Linked DNA regions of Homo sapiens: region 1 is linked to region 2. The links are chromatin contacts, found by Hi-C or POLR2A ChIA-PET in ENCODE. All regions are on one chromosome and are shown on one strand. The core of a region is the stretch at or near the end of the contact, and the rest is flanking DNA. Distances in the headings are between cores, read along the strand shown.

Region 1 (5,207 bases), core at 1,301-3,800, 40 kb after region 2:
TGAATGACACATGAACAGTGTAAGGGAAGCTTAATTTCACCTTTTTTTCTTATTTAAGAACTCACACAAATTTCATTACAAATAGAAAAGTCAATATTAAGTTGAATTTTCCATACAAGTAGATTTGTAATGGAAAAAGGAGATAGGCGCAACAAACTAACTCCGTATGAAATTTAGAAGGTTGGTTGGAAAAGCCCGTGGCTAATTTTCAGGAGAGGATCAATTCCATTCTGATTTTAGTGAATGATGTGTAATTATCCTTTTCCTTAGATTTCAATTGAAAATTTCTTTTCTTCTTTAGTTCTTAAATCTGCCTTTAGTTATTTGACACAGTACATTTGAAGTAAACATGTAAAGTATACTCAGGGATAAAAAATATAAATTATTTTCCCCATCATAATTCTGTGAATTTGTGTTCATAGATCTGCATAAATTACATACCTTTCTGAAATTTTCTGATGCAATTTAAAAAACAACCTTCTTTTGAGATACTTCTTTTTCTGATTGTTTCTTATCCAATTTTCATTTTTTCTAATTTTTCCAATGATAGGATTCTTTCATATACATTTTTTTCTTTGTAGACACAGGGTTTTGCTTTGTCATCCTGGACAAAGTGTCATCTTGGAGTGTAGTGGCACAATTATAGCTCACTGCAGCCTCGAACTCCTGGGCTCAAGTGATCCTCCCATCTCAGCCTCTAGAATATATGTAACTACAGGTGCTGGCCACCACACCTGGCTTAATTTTTCCAATGACATCAGAGAAGAGAGAGGAAAAACAGGAAGTGAAACAGACAGACAGACTTGGGAATATACGTAAAGGTTATTGTTTTTGTTGGTTTGTTTGTTTGTCATCAGTGTTAACATCAAAATTGATAAGCCATATCGACAGCATATACCCTTTATGTGACTAGAATAGTGCTCTACCTCTGTGGTCTTTTTTCCAAAAGCACATAATCCCCACCTAATCACAAGAAAACCATCAGCCAAATCTCAGTGAAAGAAGTTCTACAAAATGCCTGACCATAATCCTCAAAACTGCCAAGGTCATTGAAAATTAAGAAAGTCAGGGAAACAGGAGCCTATGGAAAGATGACTATTAAATGTAATGTGGTATCCTGGATGGGAATCTGGAACAGAACAAGAATACCAGGAAAAAAATGAGAACAACTTGATAAAATGTGGACTTTAGTTAATAAAAATTATCAACATTGGTTCATGAATTGTGACAAATTATCTCACATTACCATACTAATGTAAGATCTTAACAATAGGGGAAATTGGATGTGAGTATATGGGAACTCTCTGAGCTATCTTTCAATAATTCTGTTAATCTGAAACTGCTCCAAAATGTACAGTTTATTTTCTATAAGAAGCATATTAGCATCCCTGTATAGAGGAAGAGGAGGGGGAGGGCATTCTAGCAGAAGTTACAGCCTATGCAAAGGCATCCACGATATCACCTAGCCCATGGCTCCTCCCCTTCCATTTTACCTTTGAAGGAATCTAGACCCAGAGTCCTCAATATTCTATTCCTTAGCTCCCCCTATTCCAATGCAAATGGAATCAGTGAAAGAACAATGGAGTTGGGAGATGGAAATCTGGGTTTCAGTTCTGTTTCTCCCACTTCCTAACCATAAGACCTTGAGCAAAGTGCTTATAGTCTTTAAACAGGTTTTTGTTTTGTTTTGTTTTGCTTTTTATAGAACTAACAACTCCTGCTTAATTAGTGAGACTGTTGCAAGGATCAAAAGAGAAAACAGATGTGAAAAAACAAGTGAAAGCTGTGATTATTTTCATTTCCCACATCCTGATTGCTCTATCAATCCCCCTCCCACTCAAACCCCAGTGACAACTTTTAGTTACACTCGTTGGCTCTGCAGGCTCTGGGAAGGAAAGCTTATCTTAAGTTCCCAGACTAAAGGCCCATGTGCCAGGTAGTTGGCTGTTTCTTTGTTGATTAGCCTCAGAGTGATGCTGCAATGGGTAAAATGGTAGCAGGAGCAATGAGGAATAATGAGTTTCATCCTAGGCGTCACTTGTTCGCACCCGCTAGCCTAGGAGATGATTATACTAGAGGGATTTGATGCAAGCATAGGTCAGAAAAACAGAGTTCAAAACACACACACCATCTTTTGCTGCATCAGTTAGTATCTCTATATTTCAGTTTTCTCATCCAAAAAATGTGGATTATATTTTCTACTCTACATACTTCCCATAATACCCTAAATTTATTATAGAAAATACCACATATTAAAATTATCCCCTCACCAGTGTCTCTAAAATAAGATTACAATTTCCCTCATATCATAAAGCAGTTCTTGTTTATAGTTATATACTCAGTATTTGGTATATATTAGATGTTAAACAAATGACTGGTAAATTTAAAATTGGAAATTCTATGTGTCAGATTTCATATCCATGACTAACTCCATTACCTCATATAACCTTTGGAATCACTCGGGGGTGGAGGTAGTGGGGTGAATTAATATGCTCATTTTACAACTCAGGTTCTGAGAAGTGACCAAGTACAGGCTTCCACCCCAGGCCCTGGCTCTTGCAAATCTGAATACCCACGTCTGGAATGCTCTGCTCCCAGACGTCATAGCAGTTCACTCTCTCACCTCTTACAAGTTTTTACAGAAATGTCACTTTCTCCTTGAGGGCTTCTCTAACCAGTCTATGTAAAATTTCAAATCTTATTCTTACCCACAACTCCCTCTTTCAAAGCCTGCTTTATTTTTGTCTATAGCAATTATTATACTCTGATTTCCTAATAGCCTACTTTTAAATTTTGTTTACGATCTGCCTTCCCACTTCCCCTTTACATACACAGAGTCAGAATGTAACCATCATCAGGCCAGGAATTTTTTCCTGTTTTGTTTACAGATGAATCCCCAGGACTTAGAAGAGTGCCTGGCACATTGAATGAATGAATACATGCATGCATGAGTGAATGAATGGGCGTCGAGACCTGGGCTCTATGTTATATTCAGTTCTATCATTTTATATCAAGAGGGTTCTGCACAGTAAATAAGAGATTTTTAAATAAAGTGATCTCATATCTTTGTTGGGTTTTGTTGATATGATTGTTTTATTTATTTTATTTTTATTTTTATTTTTTTTGAGACAGAGTCTCGCTTTGTCACCCAGGCTGGAGTGCAGTGGCGCGATCTCAGCTCACTGCAAGCAAGCTCCGCCTCCCGGGTTCAGCCATTCTCCTGCTTCAGCCTCCCCAGTAGCTGGGACTACAGGCGCCTGCCACCACGCCCGGCTAATTTTTTTGTATTTTCAGTAGAGACGGAGTTTCACTGTGTTAGCCAGGATGGTCTCGATCTCCTGACCTTGTGATCCGCCCGCCTCGGCCTCCCAAAGTGCTAGGATTACAGGAGTGAGCCACCACTCCCGGCCTGTTTTATTTATCTTTTTAATGACACTTAGATTCGTTTGTTAGAGATTAGGAGTACTACTTGGAATTCAAGAAGCTCTTGTAGCCCCTGAATAAAATTTTATCTGTCGAAGCTAAGTCATGGAGAAGGAATTAAAACAGAACCAGAGAAGTTTCTTTATTACATCTTTAAAGAACCACTTGCTTACAAAATTCCATTTATGCTAAGAAAACACACACAGGTACACACACATACACACAGGATGAGAATGATGGGGGCGGAATAATTTTAAATCTCAAAAGATTAATGACAGGGAAGTGGGACCTGAAGTTTCGAAGGATGATTAAAAAAAGAATTATTTTCTACACAGGTATTTCTTCTTTTGACTGTATTAGCTAAAGAATTTTATTTATTTACTTTTGTTCTTTTTTTTTTTTTTTGCAATTTTGTTACATGCATAGATTGCATGTTGGTCAAGCCAGGCTTTTTAGGGTATTCAGCACCTGAATAACATACATTGTACCCATTAACTAATTTCTTATTCTGAACACTCAACTTGTGTTTGGTATTCTAAAATAAAAATAAGTAAGCCTTGGAGAACCAAATAAATTGTTAGCTATAAAAGTATCCTTATGAAATAATTTATGTTCCTTTTTAATGACTTTTCACTCTAATATTTCTTAGAAGTGCTCTTGTAAATGTCTAATGTATCCACAGGCTGTCGTCTTATTGGTCAAGGCAAAGTAACGACTTTGCCTATTTTACGCTTGTCTGTAGTACTTCAAAATTACCTTTTCATATCCATGAACTTGAGTCAATTCTGGAGGATTTTAAAGAATTTGGTGCATTTAAATATACCATTCAATTAAATTGCTTGAGTTTTTGTTTGTGTATCTATGTTCCTGAAGGTGATTCTATTTAAATTATTAAATTGCTGTAACAAATTTTTTAAAACTTATACAAAAGTGCTTTAGGATTACAGGTGGCTCACTGCTGTAATCCTAGCACTTTGGGAGGCCGAGGCGGGCGGATCACGAGGTCAGGAGATCGAGACTAATTTTCTTTAAATTCTAACTTTATTCACACGAGTCTTTCAAGTGCAGACTGGGAATGATTGAAGAAAAGCTTAGTGCATAGGCCAGTTGTTCTCATTTTAAGAATCACACAGGAATCCTGTAAAAATGGAGATTCTTTCTGAAGCCATATTAGACTATAAGCTCCGCAAGAGTAAGGATTTGTCGTTTTGTTCACTGCAGTATCCTCAGCACCTACAGTACCTGGAACATAACAGGTACTCAATAAATAATAGTGAATAAATGAATGAAAATCTAGTATGAAGACATCATGGGAACTTGCACCTTTAAAATTCCCTTTAGTGCTTCTGTTGTAGGGGGTCCTCCTGACCCAATCACAACTGAGAAACTTTATATTTTCTAATTATTCATCACTGTACAGATGTCATCACTATAGTGGGATTCTTTGCTACTTAATAGTTGTACTACTTTCTTGACTTTTCATTCCAAACATTTTTATTGCTAGATATAATATAGAGATAACTTAAATGTCAGCTTAGAAAACTATTATAAAGCAAAAAGCTGTGTAACCATTATCCAGGTCAAGAAATAGAAAGTTGCCACTTTCTAGAATCCCCACCTTGTGACCCCTCCCTTCATAATACCCTCTTTTTCTCTTAAGAGAATCACAACCATGACTTTGCTGATACTCGAATTCTTGCTTTTCTTTACTCTTTTCTCATCTAAACATACATCCCTAAGTACAATAGTTTAGTTTTGTTCATATATAAGTGGAATCATACAGT
Region 2 (5,149 bases), core at 2,624-5,123:
TTAAGGGCCAAAAACACAGTTTGGATGTTCTAGAGACAGAATTTATACCACCAGCTCCAGCCAGCCCATTCTTGGGAACTAAAACCTTTGATTGACACCCTGTGGGTTCTACTTGACCTGTCTCATGTTCTCTGTACATCCTATTTTGCCCACTCTAGAACTCTTCAGTCTCTGCATTTGCTTTCTCTCTTCATTTTTTGGTACCTCTGCTGGACCCCTGCTTAATGAATGAATCATCCTTTCTACCTGTGAGGCTAGTACTGAAATCATTTTTTCTACTCTTGAAGTTAGTGCTTAAATCAGGAATTGGATGAAGCTTCTTATGTACTATCAGTCAATATGTATAAAAGAAGTGAATAGTGTAGGTAAAAGGAACCAATTTCCTAAGATGGAAGGAAAGGAAGATGGCACGTGACAGTCCTAAACCTCTAATGAAGGCATCTGGGGATGGAAGGGACCAGCTAAATCCAGAGTTGGGTCATTTATTTCCAGAAAATATTTGAGGCTTGCACAATTTTAGTCTTTCTGCTTCCCTCTTGATGTCACTTCATCTTAAATTGCGTTTAATTTTTCATTTGCTGAAAATATGGACAGTAGTACACTTTGGTGAAGTAATTGTGCAACAGCATGACCAACAAAGGCTCAGAAATGAGTGCTGGGAAGAAAGAGAAATAATTGATTTTTATAGGAATTCTGCAGAATTGGTGGCCATATGTATAATTGGAAAGCTCCCCTTTACTTTGTGATGGCTAGACAGTTCAAATTTAGAATTCTTCATTACTCTTCCAGTAAATCTAATAGTCTATAACACTGAGTTTGGTTTTCCTCATAAAATAAACTGTCAAAATTATTTTATGGCAGTCATAAATATGAATGCAATAAATGGAAAATTTTTTAAATTGATGACCAAATGTGTAATTTAATACACTCTACCTCTTCTAATGATGATCAATAATATAGACTCTCACATCTTGTTGTCTGTGACACACCCGTGAAGCAAAAACAGACCAGGCAAGTGGCTATCCACGTGATAGCATACAGGCTCTGAGTTCCTTAGGGGTACAAATGTTGTGTTATCCATTTTTGTATTCTCAGTGATGATCATGGTGCCTATCACATAGTAGATTGTTCAATACAGCTTGTTGAATTACTTGCTTCTGCTGAGATACAGTAAGGAAATAAGAGAGTAAGGGGAGGATGGTCCAAGTTCAAAGAAACTGAGTTGATGAATGGGTGAAAAGGCAAGGCTAGAAAGTGGTAGAAAATGATACTTGAGGTTCATAGGCTAAAGAGGTTAGGAGAGCTAAGTAAGCCAAGGTGGCATTTATGGAGTGCATGAAAACCTTTGCTTAGATGGGACAAAAAGATTCCTCCTCTGCAGAGCCTGGATAGTGGCTGCTGGGTTGGAGAAGACCCACGCAAAGGGGCTGGACACTAGCTTAAGACAGTAAGTTGTTTGTTGGGATGTTTGTTTTCACCAGCCCTAGGCAGGTGGATTTAAAATAACTTCATGAAAAGGATCATATGACAACATAAAAAAGAATTTGGAAAAAGAATGTATGAAGTCACTGATCCCATTCTCCATTCTCATTACTCCTGTATACTGATCAGCTGCAGGATCAGTCTTTAGCCTGGAGCCAGTCCCCATCATGATAACTATCATGGTGATGTTGATGACAATGATGATGACAATGATAATGCTGACAACAGCTAACACTTATTGAGCACATATAGTATGCCAGACACTGTTCAATGTCATTTAATTTTCATATTATTTCATTTAATTTTTTCAAAAACTCTGTGAGATAAATACTAATATTTCTATTTTACATAGAAGAACACTACGGCACAAAGAGATTAACTTGCCCAGGGTTGCACAGCTAGTAAGTGGAGAATTTTGGGCATTCTGATTAAAGAGCCTATGATTTTAATCCTCATGCTATGATTTTTCATTTAAGCTCAGACCCAGGTGGGGTTTAAGAGTAGTGTTGGTGACTTAAGTTGAGTTCCCAGACTGCATGTGGTAAGTCCTGGACAGGTACCCATCCCATTTTTCTCTGCTTCCAAATCCATCCCACATTTGCTTTGTCTGTAGAAGTAAGTTTTCTGAAATCCCTTTCATCACTATCATGCAGAACTTATTTCAACAATTGTAAAAAACAACAAACAAACAAAAAAAAACTGGTGGAAAATTGGGGACATATGGGAAATCTAAATACCAACTGGGTATGACATGATAAGGAACTTGTTAATTTTCTTAGGAGTGAATCGTATGTAAGAAAATGTCTTCAAATTTTAGAGATCCATACTAAAGAATTTAAAGGCTGAGGTAATGGTATCTGGACCTTACTTTAAAACAACTGAGCAAAGAGATAGTAGCCAAAGGAAATACAGTAAAATTATCATTATTAAGGCTAGGTGATCAATATGTGGGGCTTTATTATAATATTCTCTCTACTTTGAAATGTACTTGAAATTTTTAATAACAAAGTTAAAATAAATGTAATATTATGTGTTTCCTAATTCTGATACTATCATACTTGCCCAATTTTGTGTGTGTGTGTGTGTGTGTGTGTGTGTGTGTGTGTGTGTGTAAGACAGGGTCTTGCTTTGTTGCCCAGGCTGGAGTACAGTGGTATGATTACTGCTCACTGAAGCCTTGACCTCCCAGGCTCCAGCAGTCCTCCTAATTCAGCCTTCCAAGTAGCTGGGACTACAGGCACATGGCACAATATCAGGCTAATTTTTGTAATTTTTTGTAGATTTGTGGTCTCCCTATGTTGCCTAGGCTGGTCCCAAACTCCTGGGCCCAAGCGATCCGCCCACCTTGGCCTTTCCCAATTCTTACAGCAAAAAAGAGTATACAGTTGATATGAACCATTCTCTGAACATCATTTGTTTTTACTGTACCTGCTTCTGTCATAATGAACAAGAAGTGTGAAGGATATTTATCTGTCCATAGCAGCAGATGACAATGTTTTATGCTGAACTACAGCGGACAGGTGATGTGCAAATATATGAAACTCTCAAATATATAACTGGCTCTGCTTCTTAGAAGCTTGTAGACTTGAAGTAAGCAACCTACCCGCTCTAGGCTTTTTCTGTGAAAAGGGCTATAATTGGATCTACTTCCAGGCTATTGTTAGGATTTAGGACATAATGCATACAAATCACTCGGCTCATTGCCTGAAACATAGTGAGAACCCAATAAACATCATAGCACCCAAAAAACATAAATACCTTTTAGCAGCAGTCAAAAAAGGTAAAACATTTGTGTTCTACCTCACAAGGAGTTTCCACACTGTAGCTGGGAAACAAATCACCCCTTAATAAGGTTAAGCTATACAGTATAGCTCAGTTTTCATCTTTCACGTCTCAAACAGAAACATCATGTGGATCTTTCACTCAAACCAAATGGAAGTTGTTTTCCTTTCCACAACAATATGAATTCCCTTGGTTAGACAGTAAGAAGGTCACTGGACAATTTCTGAACTGTGAATAAGCAAATACAAAGAGAAGGAAAAAAGCTGGGTTTGTTGAGCAGGCATTGCTCATTCCAGACTGATGACACAACTTTTGGTTAAGGATAGTGAAGATAGAGAAAGCAGTTGCACTGACATTTCAACACATTCCTTTAGCCATGGTAATTAACGCCTCAACTTCTGGATTCAGGGAACGGCCCTCTCTCTGCTGAGGACATTCATTTCAAAGGTGTGCTTTTAAGTGAATTGAAAAGGACCCTAAAGAGAAAGGCTGCCTTTCATATCTCGTCTCTCTCTTCAGTGAATCTGGACACAGTGCTTTCATCTTCTCATTGCCCAGCTTAGGTCCCCTTTTGTTTTGTGGTGCCCTGTTACGTTGCTTTGTTTTGGTTTCTCTGGGAGGCCTGCCAACCCTAGCCTCAGAGAAGGCTCGAAATGATGAGATCAAATGTTTTGAGACAGTGTTACATTTCCTTTTTTTCCCCAAGCTTTTCTTTGTTTAGCTCTATGCCTCCTGTCATCTTAAATCTTCTCTTCCTTATGTAGTGCCTCTATAGCCAAAGAGATTGCTAAGTCACAGAATCACGTACTTTGAAGTAATTTCTTGAGAGTAATGAAACTCAGCTACCTGACAGAAAAATCCCCTTTATGATAACTCCAACCCATGCTTATGCTCAAATATGACTTGCACACACTTCATACAGGGGAGTTCCTTGCACCAATACTAGTTTTTAAATGTAGTTTTTAGAACGTTCTTCCTTATGGTTTTAGAACTGTAATTAATCTTAATTCTAGTTAATGGAGTTAAACAGAAGGAATCATATCCCCTCCTCTCCCACCTGTTTTCTCTTTTTCAGATTTAGAATCTCATTTTCTAAACATTATGTAGAAATTAAGATGTAGAAGGGGAGGGTGATCATAAAAATATACAGACAGGCTTTACAGAATTCATTCCTTCATTCAAAAAATAATTCAAAGTACGAGCCAGGGGATTCTAAGTTTTGAAGTGAGGAGTAACTTGATCTATAGAAGGAATTGAAACAAAAACTGCATGAATAGACTTTTGAGTCAGGGAGGGTCTTCCCAGATGAAGCTGGGTTTTGTAGACTTAGGGACATTTTTCCAAAAATAATAAAAAAACAGGGAGGAGTTTTAAGCAGCAATGTCATAGGGTTTCAAGACATTTTGCCATTATGGCTACCCTCTTCTGGACAGACTGTAGTTATTCACCATTCTGTTTCAGGTGCACAGCGCTAACCATACCATCCAGACAGGGGCTGGTGAGTCCACAGTAGGCTGAGCCATCACCTCCTTTGTTCTGGACATTAGATTGATGCATCCTAATGATGTATTTACTTGGATGGTCACTTTGTCATTCTGTTTTGTATCAGATAGATCTGGTGGTCGACTAAAATCAATACCTGGTTTGGGTTGGATTTTTGATGCTAGATATGCTATACAGAAGCTGGACCACAAAGGAAACTCACGTCAACTTGAGATGCCCAGCATTAAGTTTCTCTTCTCTTTCTGCATCTAATTGAGCCTATATGATGAGAGTTTTGCTTTTGTTCTGGTTTTTCTCTTTTCTTCTATAATTTTTTTCTAATGATGACAGCAAACTTGGAAAATACAGAAAAACAAAGTGAAGCAAGTAAAAATAATTGAAA

The links. Hi-C counts contacts between places; a loop is a spot of excess contacts on that map. ChIA-PET counts read pairs that join two places held with the same protein, here RNA polymerase II (POLR2A). Pooled maps may share reads with other maps.
Region 1: a loop to region 2 is called in a map of PC-3, with 2.5 times the contacts of the local background. The contact joins two enhancer-like sites. A Hi-C loop is called at or near these places in 6 of 168 maps with a recorded cell type or tissue (CD4-positive, alpha-beta T cell, CD8-positive, alpha-beta T cell, PC-3 and 2 more) and 9 of 50 pooled maps. POLR2A ChIA-PET finds 5 or more read pairs at or near these places in 4 of 52 experiments (CD4-positive, alpha-beta T cell, HCT116, Panc1 and 1 more).

Annotation. Positions count from the first base shown.
Region 1 is chr9:21,613,746-21,618,952 of GRCh38, forward strand. No RefSeq gene overlaps it. Among named protein-coding and RNA genes, the nearest start is that of MIR31HG, 57 kb to the left of the region's middle. Within about 2 kb of position 2,551, at least 4 of the 41 ENCODE cell types and tissues checked have a DNase peak (open chromatin) inside an H3K27ac peak, as active enhancers do; they include HCT116, PC-3 and Panc1, where a contact is called at or near this core.
Region 2 is chr9:21,572,883-21,578,031 of GRCh38, forward strand. No RefSeq gene overlaps it. Among named protein-coding and RNA genes, the nearest start is that of MIR31HG, 16 kb to the left of the region's middle. RefSeq lists a silencer at 4,098-4,147. Within about 2 kb of position 3,874, at least 10 of the 41 ENCODE cell types and tissues checked have a DNase peak (open chromatin) inside an H3K27ac peak, as active enhancers do; they include HCT116, PC-3 and Panc1, where a contact is called at or near this core.